Regions from separate parts of the Homo sapiens genome. Here region 1 is linked to region 2. Evidence: chromatin contacts called from ENCODE Hi-C or POLR2A ChIA-PET data. All regions are on one chromosome and are shown on one strand. The core of a region is the stretch at or near the end of the contact, and the rest is flanking DNA. Distances in the headings are between cores, read along the strand shown.

The links. A loop is a pair of places that touch in the nucleus more often than their neighbours do. ChIA-PET counts read pairs that join two places held with the same protein, here RNA polymerase II (POLR2A).
Region 1: a map of aorta shows a loop between it and region 2 (1.8-fold over the local background). The contact joins the enhancer-like site here to the promoter of DELEC1 in region 2. A Hi-C loop is called at or near these places in 2 of 168 maps with a recorded cell type or tissue (aorta and posterior vena cava). POLR2A ChIA-PET finds 5 or more read pairs at or near these places in 2 of 52 experiments (OCI-LY7 and activated T-cell).

Annotation. Positions count from the first base shown.
Region 1 is chr9:115,326,877-115,333,412 of GRCh38, forward strand. The region is part of intron 4 of DELEC1 (deleted in esophageal cancer 1); the gene reads left to right. Among named protein-coding and RNA genes, the nearest start is that of DELEC1, 190 kb to the left of the region's middle. Within about 2 kb of position 1,540, at least 4 of the 41 ENCODE cell types and tissues checked have a DNase peak (open chromatin) inside an H3K27ac peak, as active enhancers do.
Region 2 is chr9:115,139,345-115,146,005 of GRCh38, forward strand. It overlaps DELEC1 (deleted in esophageal cancer 1), which reads left to right and starts at 2,474. Exons shown (of 8, transcript NR_163556.2): 1 at 2,474-2,524.

The sequences.
Region 1 (6,536 bases), core at 290-2,789, 190 kb after region 2:
AACTTCTCCAAATGGCTGAGGTTTTAGACTTTACACTGGTGGAATTTCATATACAATCACATAATAGGCACATAAAATATATTTCATCTAATCTTTCTAACAGCCCCAAGAGGCAGATCATACTGTCTTTTCAAAAAAAAAATAACAGTAAGGTGAGGAGATTCATAGTTATAGGTGTGAACGGGCTTTAGGATCTGATAAGCCGAAACTGGATTGATTGATAGCTTTGCCTGGTCCTATCTGTAGGTCCTTGAGCAAAGTATCTAACTTCTAGGAGCTTATATTTTCTCTGAACAAGGAGATCTTGAAGGATTGTGTAACAGTTACAACAGAGTGCCAGTTGTTGGAAAATACCTACAAAATGGTGGTGTTACTATTTTCTTATTCTTTTGCACTTTTTTTTATATCCATAGATAGTAAATGCTCAACAATTCAGTGATGAAATTAAGTGAAATTATCTTCCTAAACTAGGCTACTATAGTCCTGTTAACTCCTGCGTGTAGTTTACAATGAATCCTTGTGTCCCTTGTATGGAAAAATCTGCTTAATTTATCAGCTCTGCCAAGTTCTTACAAAAACAAAAGAAAAGGTGAAGAAGCAGAAAAACAAATGGAAGATATCCTTTCTGTAGTCTTTTACTGTTGACATAGATTTCCTCTGCAGAAGAGAAAACTATGGCTTTAAAACTGGGATGGTTCATACTCAAAAAGAATCAGAGCTGGTCTGGTATGAGTTGGTTATGGACTGAAAGGGTTAGGTTATGTCAAAACTTTTCATGAGCTAGTACAAGCAGGATTCTCTTGTTTATTGTTATATTTTAAAAGACATTCCAGGCAATAAAGAAAGAAACTCCCTCAGCATGTTCTGGCTTTGGGCCCCTGTCTCGGTCATGTTGGTGCGGCAATGGAGTGGGTGTCTATCTCCCAGATGTGTAAGTGCAGAATGGGTTGCAACCTGGATTCTTGATTGAGAAACCTTCTGTTCCTCTATAGATGAAGGTCTATTTCCTTCCTCCTGAGGCTTAAATGGGGAGGCATGGAAAGCCTCACACAGGACTGACCTGGATAAAAGGGTCTTTGTGAAGAGAAGGCAATTTATCAACTGCAGGGCCATTTCAGGGAATGATTTAACTGTGGTCACTGTGCTGTTCACAGCAACTTTACATCCACACCTATAGCCCCAACTTTGCCATCAATTTGCAAACACATACCTGATGGACACCTATGCTGATCTGATGTTTTGGGGGGCTTTCTCTTGGGTTCCAAGTATTTAATTTTATTGCATTTGAGGAACTAGGAAGGAGGGAGGAAAACGTTTAAAAAGAGAGACATTTTTAGGGAATTTAGCCAATGTTCCAAAGAGCCATGTTGATGAAATGGAGCAGTTTAAGTGAAAACAAATTGAGTTTGGAAAAAAAAAAAAAATTTCCTCCACCCAGTGGCATTTGGAGCTTCCATTCTGAGTTACTTCTAACTTCCTGGAGCCACGTTTACTTTGCTGAGCAGACTAAATCATTTAAGTTGTCAGCTTCTCCCTGTCCTTGCCAGACCTCACTCAAGGAATGCTTCCAGGGCCATGGGAGCTCACAAAGGCCTCAGTCTGCCTGAGTCACTCTCTGGGGACCACATATCCACAGGGCAAGTTTCTCTGTCCTAATTTAAGGCTTCTCAAAGTCAGGGGAGAGCCTTTCTGTTTCCATCCACAAAATAGGTCAGAAGGATATGATAATAGCGATAGGTAGAATTTTATTTAGCGTTCCTTGTGTGTAGCAAGTACCATGTTGAGAGCTTTATATTCATTAATTAATAAACTCTTCACAACCATCTGATATGGGAAGCTAATAATCTTCTGGTTTTATAGACATTCTTTTTTCTGAGAATCAGAACAAACAACTTGATCAAGATTATGCAGCAGCATTGGGCTTCAAAACCAGGTGGTTTGTCTTAAACTTAGCTCCTAATACTCAGCTCTATTTCTCTGGGGACATTGGATGTTATTGCAGTTCCCCACCATGCAGCTCACTCAGCACCAGGGTATGTGCTGTATGGGGTGAGGAGAGGGGGAGGAGAAGGGACAGCTGTGATTCAATTAGCACAGGTCTCTGCTAATTGCAGAGAAGGAGCCTAAATTCTAGAGGGGAGACAAGTGTATGAACAAAATCATCAGAGCAGAGTGACAGAGTGTCTAGAAGTACTAAAGAGGGCTTAGTACAAAGTCTAGATGTACTAAGGAGGAATGAGCAATTAGGTCTTTCTCTGAGTAAGGAAGGGGCTTTGTAAAGGAAGACTTGAAGAGAAGATCATCCTTGGACAAGAACTTCAGCATAGAAGAAGTTTATCTAAAACATGATTGACAACGAGACCAGCAGGGGCAAAAACACAGAGAGAGGTGGACGAGAATGGTGTGGCAGATAAATAGAAGGAGCCTAGAATTGCTCTAGTGTCAACTGAAAGGTAATAGAATGCTAATCAGTATCTATTTTTTTTGCCTCCTTTGTAATTAGGTGAAGCAGTATTCTGATTTCATTTCTGGATGATAGAATAGGACAGGAAATTATATGCCCATCTACCAAGTCTGGCTCATCAACCCTTCAATAACTGATCCTTTTCCTTTCTCCCCATATTCTGGCAGACAAAGAGAACTCAGAACCCAAAGGACCCAGAAGACCAAAGAAAACAAGGTCTCTGAATTATTGCCCCAGGCAATCACCCCTCTCTCAGTGGACACACTTTTATTGTGTTATGCTGATAAAATTTGGGGATTATTCATTCTAGTGCTTAGTCTACCTTTACTAATCATGGTGGTTGGGAAAGGAAAATGATCACTCAGAGCCTTATACATGGAATGAAGAGGTTAGGATTTATCTTTAAGGAGATTGAGAGCTATTGCACAGTTTTAAGCAACAGAGTGGTTCAGATCTGTGGCTCAGGATGTTTGTTCTGAATGCTGTGTTGTCTGAATGGGTTGGCGCTAGATGGTGGGAATGGGAGACATGAGTGGCTAATGGTCTATCTGCGCTGCTCTCAAGGGTATGCCTAACTCCTACTCCATCTGCGCTGCTCTCAAGGGTATGCCTAACTCCATCATTTTATTCAATTTTTGTACACTGTGGACATTGCATACAGTGGCATAAATGGATAAATGACTTCATCACTACCAATGATTTTATGCCAGTCATGGAGCTTGGCATTGACGTGCATCATCTCCTTTAAAACTTGCCAGAACTCAGGAGATAAATATCATGATTCTCCTCTAACAGGTGAGGAAACAGAAGCTTGGTCAGTTTGGGCAACTTCCTCAAAGACCTGCAGTCTTTAAATTCTTGAGCTGAGGCTTGTACTCAGGCTTCTGATTCCAGAGTTTATACTCTTTTCATTAACCTGCTTGCTGAGTAACTTTTTTGTTTGTTTGTTTGTTTGTTTTCAGATGGAGTTTCACTCTTGTCGCCCAGGATGGAGTACAATGGCATGATCTTGGCTCACTGCAACCTCTGCTTCCAGGGTTCAAGTGATTCTCCTGCCTCAGCCTCCTGAGTAGGTGGGCTTATAGGTGCCCGCCATGATGCCCAGCTAATTTTTGTTTCATTAGTACAAATAGGGTTTCACTATGTCGGCCAGGCTTGTCTCGAATTCCTGACCTCAGGTGATCTGCCCGCCTCGGCCTCCCAAAGTGCTGGGATTACAGGTGTGAACCACCGTGCCCGGTTTGAGTAACCTTTAAGTAAGAAAGTGCCTTTTGGGTTGAGTTTAACAATTTCCATGGTAGAGAGTCTCTTCTGCTATATGCTGTTTACTTAGCTTCTGCCTAGTATATGCAGCAGCAGAAAATGGTTTCCCTTGTTGTAGGTCTAATGAGATTTAGAACACTTTGGGTCCTCAGATATAGTGAGCAAGATTTTCACTTCATAGATGAAGGAACTGCAGCCTAAAGAATTGGGAAGAAAAGGTTTATCCAGGCTTGCTGTGCATTCCTTCCTTTCTCTGGGAATTCCCTTGGAGAAGAAATCTGGCTGATCAAATCTCCTTGTAAACATGCTGTGAAGACTCTGGGGAAAACCACTAATGATATTTGTTAGTGGCAGTCTTTATCTTTGAGAGACTTTTAGCAGCATGAACCTTACCCCCGTAGTAGAATTGTATATGGTAAACAAACCTGGAATCTAAGGATTCATGGGTAATGGCTTCTTGAAAAGTGTCAAGTAAGCTATGTAACTATGGCAGGAGATGGAACTACTTCAGGGTTAAAAAAGCTGGCTTTCATTTCGTGCAAGTAATGTACTTGTGTACATCTTTTGGAGAACCATATGTTAAATCCGAATCAGACCAAGTCCTAATGTGGTAAGAAAAGGGCTGTGGAGTAGTATTGGCAGTCCTGGGCTTTTCCCTATGTTCCCTGTACCTTGTGATTACTTATAGCTTTGACATTATTAGTAAAGTTTGATACTTGGTAAAATATTTTATTCTTGTGGGTCTAATTTGAAAATCTAGCCCTTGTGTTATCTCCAACAGATACTGCCTGATCCAAGATCACAAAGTTGGGCAGCAATGAAAGATCTAATCTCAGACCTCTTCTCTCCTGTATCCCAAACCAGTGCAACAATGAGGTTTCCTCTGTTCCTACATATTTATTTCTACATCTTCTTACGTGGTTTAGAATGATGATGATGATGATGATGATGATAATGATAAAATCAGCAACTACCTTTAATTTACCTTACTATGTGTCAGACATAGTGCTTCTCATTATATAAAAACAGTATAAGCAACACATCTATATGTAAAAACTCTCACGTCGTGAAACATATGTATAGAGACCCTATCGGGTTAAACCTTATGAAACTTCTAATATGTATTTAACCTACAAAACAGGAATGTCATTTGGCTCAATCCAATATAATATGCCAGGTAGTTTAAATTAGGTGGACAAGAAAGGCCTCTGAAGATCTGAGATCGAACAACGGGAACTTGGCATATAAAAGTTCAGAAAAGAGAAGAACCTATGCAAAGGGAATCTTCTGCTTCAAGGACTCTGAGGATGGGACCAGGTGCAGTTTGAGCACTGAGAGTCCTGTTATGGCTGAAGTAGAGTGAGTAAGACAGAGTGGTACAGGTTGAGTTGGGATGGGTAGACAGAAATAAGACCATTGAGCTTTGGAAGTAGGAGTAAAGAGTTTGAGTTTTATACTAAATGGGTTTTGACTGGGGACAGAGAGGAAAAAATGAGATGTGATTGATTGATTGATAATTTATTATTTTTATAGATTTAGGGGGTGCAAGTGCAAATTTGCTACATGGATGTACTGCATTGTGGTGAAGTCTGGGCTTTTCGTGTACTCATCACCCAAATTGTGAACACTGTACCATATAGGTAATTTTTCAACCCTCATCCTCCTCTTGCCCTCCCACATTCTGGAGTCTCCAATGTCTAGTCTTCCACACTGTACGTCCATATTTACCCATTGTTTAGCTCCCATGTACTCATCACCCAATTAGTGAACACTGTACCATATAGGTAATTTTTCAACCCTTATCCCCTTCTTGCCCTCCCACCTTCCGGAGTCTCCAGTGTCTAGTCTTCCACACTGTATGTCCATGTGTACCCATTGTTTAGCTCCCACATACTCATCGCCCAATTAATGAACACTGTACCATATAGGTAGTTTTTCAACCTTCATCCCCCTCTTGCCCTCCCACCTTCTGGAGTCTCCAATGTCTTGTCTTCCACACTGTATGTCCATGGGTACCCATTGTTTAGCTCCCACGTATAAGTGAGAACATATAGTACCTGACTTTTTGTTTCTGAGTCATTTCACTTAGGATAATGACCTCTAGCTCCATAATTTTATTTTTAAAGAGTTTCTCTAGCTGCCAAGTGGAGAATGGGCTATAGGGCTATAAAAGCGGCAGCAAGGAGACTATGTGGGCTGTTACTGTAGTGGGCAAGGCAACAGCCAGTGAAGGCCCAGACTAGAGTGATAGCAATTGGATGGAGATAACTCTGCAGATGAGGGGTTTATTTTTGTTGCTTGTGACAGGCAAGTTCCCATGCTCCCTGGTAGCCACCTTATGAAAGGTCTTGTTGATGTTTCAGAGAACATTTACAAACAACATCTCAGACAAGGCTGTGGAAACAAGGGGTTTCACTCACTTACTTTGATGTCTGACTTGTGGATACAATACTGTAAGTTAATCCTCTCCTTTGTCTCAGAGAAGGGTTTGCTTTGGGTAGCTTAGAGCACTTGACAGGAGGCATTTTGTAGCAGCCCTATTACCCAAGGGGTATAGGAAAAGCTACAGACCAGAACTGATATGCTCTTCTCTAGAAAATGAAACTGCTTCCAGATCCAGAGATAATTAGACAAATGTCTCACTGCTGCAGGGAGCAAGAAAGAAGGGCTACGATGGGCAGATTCTTGGCATAGCTCTTCAGGATGTACAAGGACTTGCCCAGTGACCAGGAGAGTAGGGGCCACTGAGGAAAACAGGCTAAATTAATTGAATGATGGGGAGAAGGATGAGGAGGAGAGGAAAGGGAGA
Region 2 (6,661 bases), core at 1,224-3,723:
CTTGTGTTTCCTAGATAAGGCATTGATTCCTAGGCACTAGAATTATATACTATAATTAAAGAGATTTTTTTTTAAATCTATCAACAAAGACCTAGAGTTTGAAAATCTTTCAGTTTTCTAATCCAAATTAGGGAACCAGTTACACAGGGTAGCATAGGTCAAAGGGTAGGGCTATAAGACCTGGATTGGCTGGCTGAGGATAAATAAGGAAGTGTAGACTTAGTCCAATTGCAGCCCAAACTTGACGTGTAACATTTATACTTAGAAAATGTGTCATTCTCACGTCCTTTATACAGATTTGTCCATCAGTACATTGGATTTTCTTAAACAACTACCATTTGATTCCCCTATTATAATTATTGAAGTGAATTCACTCTGATAAAATACAGTCCTTAGTAGTTCGCTTTAATGCTCTCTAAAATATTCTTGGAAAAATATGAACGTTTTTAAGTTGACAAGTGCTTTTATTATAAAAGTTTAAATAGTTGTGAGGGATATAATGTAAAGTATATTGAATATATAGTCATTTAAAATAAAACTAACTATTATAAATAGATTTAATGGATTGAAATTCCACTTTAATTTGATACCACCATTCATCCATTTAAAAATATACAAGTAGAATCTTCCCTAACAGTTGAAAACTTACATAGTTCTTTTGTTTTCCTTAAATGTTTATTTCCATTTCATTTGCTCTATAGAAATGTTTCCTAATGTAGTATATTTTTTTATACTGGAAATTCTTTCACTGATCATGTTGTTATATTATTCTGAAACAAAACATGTATATAAATTCATATTAAAATTTCTTTAATGTTCTGTAAATATAAGATGCTAACAAAACCCAATTTCTTCTGGATTAAATTATCATAACAATTATTAGATGTATACAACTGATCAATCTACCATACACTTATTAAAATTTTGCTAAATGTGATGTGAAACATAAGGTTTTATTAGAAATGCTTCTCTGAATGAGGTGAACTTTTTAAAAAATTAGGCCATATGTCTGCTGAGGAATATTCATTATTGCTAACGTGAGATGGTATTTCATAAATTTTATTTACTTTTCATTTTTTGGTTGTAAGCACTGAGAAACCTATTCACAAAAATAAGTAGATGGGAAAAGAAAAACTTTTCTTATAGCAGTGTTATAACTTCTTACCAGGTTGTATGCCAAAAATCACATAAAGATCAATCATCAAATAGGATTTTTAATACTTTCTCAGGTGACATTTTAATTAGGTTCCCCTTCAGTTTTGTTGTAACTAAAGCATTGAAAGTCATCTGACTTGCAGAATGATTTGCTGCAAGGTCATTAGTCATTCACTTTCTCAACACTTTTTCTCGAAAGAATTTTGAGTTGTACCTTTGTTTGGTCCCCCAGAAATTTTTATACCCCAAAGCAACTCGAGATGAGTGAGAGGTATGAATTCCATTTGTAAAGTGAGAGAAAAGCATTTACGAAAAAGGGACTCTCTTCAGATTCCTGAGAAAGAGTGCAAATGAAAGCTGAGAATCTGAAAATTTCCTTATCTCTGCCAACTAGAGCCCATGGAAAATCTTTGAGTAACTCTGGGGGTACTATGCATCACAGTCTGAAAATTATTATATGGGATGTACTTTCTATACTTAAATTAAATTTCCCCATGGAGGCAGCATTGTTATACAGGTGACAATGAGATAACAATGCAAAGAAACCAGAAGTCAAGTTCATATCGACTTATATAGCTCTGTCTCCATAAGTCAGAAACAGGAAAAATTAACTTGTTCTTCAGCAATCTAGGTTGACTTCATGAACGAGCTGGCGTTCAAATGAATCCTTGAATTGTGGAAACAGAATGTTAAATCTGGAATGAACTTCAGATATCATCTAGTATGGAGAGGACAATTAAATGTTGACTTTTACATCAATTTGGATTAAATATTTGTGATTGCTTACAATTCTGTGTCAAGAAGTAGTCAGAGGAATCATCTGAGATCTGTAGGAAAGCATGTTGTGATTGATTAGCTATGCCTGTCAGAGGAAGCAGGGAGAGAGGGGCACAGGTGATCTGCTCTTGCCCCCCTAGGTACATAGTCCTTATCACATGAACCACAGGGAAAACTGAGGCTGACTGAGAGCAGGAAGCTTGACCAAAACTCCACAGTGAATTATTGCCAGGATGGGTAGAATTACATATGTTTTATTCAACATTTGGTGGTCATTGTAAATTTGGTAACATTTGCAACTGGAAAATTTGGGGATGTTTTAGAGCTGGAAGGGAGCAAATTCTTAATTGAGCAATACACGCTGTCCTTTCTTTCAGGCTCCTTCACATTTGATCTCTGTGCAATTTGATAAGAGGAGGGAATGGGCCGTCAATTATGAAGAGACTGAAAACCTGAAAATACTGAGTATGGTCTTAGTTCCCTCTCCAAAGGGAGCTCAGGAAAAATGCCAAGCCATACAAGCCACTGATTACTCATCTAGCTATTGTTTCTACCTCACCCTGGCCCAGGAAGACAGATCTACTGAGGAAAGGTAATAGAGGCTGGCAAGGTTCCTACTTTTACATCTATCTGTAATATCCACTCATTCTTAGCATCTTGCACATCCACAGGGCCGTACAGGAGTCTTCTTGCCTTGTATTATTGAATCTTGGGATAGGGGTAGGAACAGACAGAGGTATTAGCAGAGATCCAACAGGATGTAAAACATACATGTTGATGCAGGGGTTAACTTTATGTATAATAAATAGATTTTTACCATGCATACCAAACTGAATATTCCTTCCTCCTTTTTCTCTCAGACCTCTTTCTATGTGTGGCTCATTCTTTTACTCTACAACATAATGTTCAGTTGATTCTGGACTTTTTCTGTGACAAACAATGCTGTAATAAACATCCTCCTTGTGCATTCATCTGGGTGCACTTCTGAGAATTTATCTGAAGGATAAATTCCTAGAAGTAGACTGTCTGTAACATAGGGTCTATGCACTTTCAATTTCCATAGATTCTGCCAAATGGTTTTCTTAAGAGGTTATACCAATTTACACTCTCAGCTATGGTATATGGTAACCCCTGCTTTCCCACAACCTGCCAACACTGGGTATTTACAAACATAAATAAATGGAGGGTTTGAATAATTGTAGTTTTGAATTAGACTTGGGGCGTCCCTCTCATCTGCCCCAACTTGTGTCTCCCCAAAGCAACCTAACTAGGGGATGGCTAATGCCATAGACTCTGAGGCTTACTCAGAGCAGAGGCTGAATGCTCCTGCTTCAGTGGGAACAGGGGGTGTTTCTTCAGTCTGTGCCCTACTTGGCATCTGTCCCTGACAGACCCAGCCAGTGTGGGGAGCCAGCCTCTCTAACCATAAGAAAGAATGGATTGGAAACAAATTGATCTTTTCACAGCTGGCTGTTCCCCTCTTTCCCCTCAACTTGGACTCAGCTCAGAACAAGGTTGCCGATGTTCTGCTGCAACAAAGATGGCATTATTGAGGACTGCCTCTTTGGGGGGAAATGTCCTTCTCCAAGAATCGCCTCTGTAGTTTCAACTATGACAAGCCTGGAGACCGAGCATAGCTGTGCATCTCCAAGGGTCTCCAAAGCGACACCCAACTCTATCCGTCCTGTTGATGACCATGTACTCTTCTATTGGTGTCCACAACTTTATTTAAATGATGTCAGATGACTCAATTCAACAGAATCTAACCCTTTATTCATCCTCCCTGGAGACCTGTGGTCAGTGGGCAGGAGAGTTTGGGATTCAAAAAGAGGAGAACTGTGTGAACACAGGGAAAAAGGATCTAGTGTTTATTTCTAGCAACACCATTACTATTGCTGTCCATCCTATTATTCTGCATTCTTTTGCTTCATAGCATTTTTTTAACTGAAAGAAATGGCTCCACGAAGGCAGAAATATTGTTTAGTTTAAAACTGCATCATCAGTTCCTAGAATACCTCCTTATACATTGGAGGTGCTTGATACCTATTTATTGAATGGATGAATGAATTTCATGAGCACCTGTGTTGGACAATTTAATGTACATGATGATATTTAATATTTTAACTCTGTGGGGTATATATATTATCTTTATTTATAGCTAACGAAATTGGGTCTCAGAGATTAAGTAATGCTTCCAGAACCACACAACTGGTAATTGGTAAAACTGAGATTTCATTTAGACCTGACTGATCCCAAACCTATCTTTTAGAACACTGGGATTCCAGTTTATCTAAGCTTAAGCTCAAAAGTATTAAAATATTTTGCAATCAATGAGGGAAGTTGTCATCAAGGACATTTCCAGGTGAGCATGGTGTGTTCAACAGGAAGAGAAACTCCTCCATACTCCCACCAAAGTGAGCAAGTACCAAAATGTTAAGTGTTAATTAAATCTTATTCATCTGGGGACAAGCAGTAGGGTGAATTTATATGCATGTAGCACCGATTTTGAGCTAAGTAACAAGGGGATTCTGAAAGACCCTTATGCGGACAATGAGTGAATGTAGGCAAGGGCACTAATATTTAACAAAGTTATGCTGTGTGCTAGGAACCATGCTTTAAATTTATGATTCCACTTAATCATTATAATAATTTCCTTTCTTTCCTCTTTTATTGTCTTGCCCTTCCCTTCCCTTCCCCCTTCTCTCCCCTTCCCTTCCTCTTTCCCTCCCCTTTCATTCCCTTTGTCCTTCCCTTCCCCCTTCCCTTCTCTTCCCTTCCTGTCCCCCTTCTCTTCTCTTCTCTTCCCTCTTTCTCCTTCTCACCCTCCCCTCCCCTCCCCTCCCTTTCCCTCTCCTTCCCTCCCTTTCCCTCCCTTTCCCTTCCCTCCCCTCCCCTCCCCTTCCCTTTTCTACCCTTCCCCTCTCTTCTCTTCCCTTCCCTTCCCTTCCTCTCCCTTCCCCCTTCCCTTCCCTTCCCTTCCACCTTCTCCTCTCTCCTCTCCTCTCCTCCCCTCCCCTTCCCTTCTCCCCTTCCCTTCCCTTCTCCCCTCCACTCCCCTCCCCTTCTCCTTTCCCTTCCCTTTTCCCCTCCCTTCTCCCCTCCCCTCCCCTTCTCCTTTTCCTCCCCTTCCCTCCCCTTCTCTTCCCTTCCCTTTCCTCTACCCCCTTCCCCCTTTCCCTTCACTTACCCTTATTTCTTTTCTTTCTTTTTCTTTGTTTCTCCCTCCCTCTCTCCTCTTTTTTCTTTTCTCCTTTCTTTCCTTCCTTTCTCCTTTTTTTCCCTTCTTTCTTTTTAAATTCCCAGACAAGAATTTTGAAGTTCAGCTAAGGTAAGCCACGCATAGTGACGGAACCAGCATTCAGATTTACATCTCTTGCTACCCATCATGTCACATAGTGTTAGGCAGAGACTGGGGTCTCAGTTGCCTAAGTAAAGTCATAGGCATGAAGGGTGCTGCAGGAATGACTGAGTGGCAGGCTCCTGACAGCCTGGTTGATAGACCCCAAGGACTACTTGGGTTTTGGCGCCATGCCTAGTATGACTTTATCCTTTAACTGTTTCTCTTGTCAGTCAGCCCCCTGAGGGAGCCCTGTCTCCTCCTTGAAACTGTACTATAATGAGAGGTCTCCACAAGGGTTCCAGAAAGCCACACAGTGTGCTGTGGTTTTCCCGAGAACTGGCTCCAAGGTAGTGCTCTGAGATCAGTCCTTCCAGCTCCCATCTCAAAGATCTTCAAACTCCAGGCTCTCAAGGGTTTTGAGCTGCCAGTTATGATGAAATATTAGCACAGAAGAAAATAATTTTTTTTTCTATTCTGTGTTTCTTACCAGGACACCATGGTTTCAGAATGATTTATATACTTTGAATATTTTCAAAAAATTTCTTTCAATGTTGTTCCTTCTTTAGGTATTTCTCTTATCACTTGGGCTCAGCTTGATGCTTCTCTGGAATTTTTCTTTTTTTTTTCCTCCCATTTATAAAATACCAAACATGTGTCCCCAGTCTGGATCCATGTAACTGAAAATCATGGGGAAATTCTTTATGTAAAAAGCCCTATAGATTGTTTCGGACAAAATCAACCCCAAAGAGTTTGTCCCCACAATATTTGTGAATAAAATCATCCCTCTGAAATAAAAACACCACCTTAAATAAAGGAGTTCCTCTCAAGCATTTTACTCTATATTTATTGTTTGTTCATTCATGCCATCATTTGAAAAATACTAATTAAGTATTTACCCTGTGTTGGTAATTGTGCTGGGCACAAAGAACATAATAGTAAATCACATAAAATTCCATCCTCAAGGATCCCATGTTCTATCATACTAGAGAACTGAGTACAGCTGCTCCTCGACTTATGGTGGGATTACATCCCAATAAACCCATCATAAGTTAAACCTATCATAAGTCAAAAATGCATTTAATACACCTAACCCACTGAACATCACAGCACAGACAATGTCAGGCACTTTATTACATGTAGTAAAGTTGACATGACTCTTAATCCTACTAACAACCCTAGGAGATAGATTCTGTTATTATTACCATTTCATGATTTAGGAAGCTGAGAATCAGAGAGGTTAGTGGCTGGGGTTGAAATTCAAGTAGTACAGTGTAAGAGCCTTTGCTTCTCCTAGAGGCTCTGTAAAGGTCTGTTGAATAACTGAGTAGACGATAGATTGATTGCAATATAGTTCCTCTGTTGCCTTTTTGAAGTGTTAGTTTAGTAAGC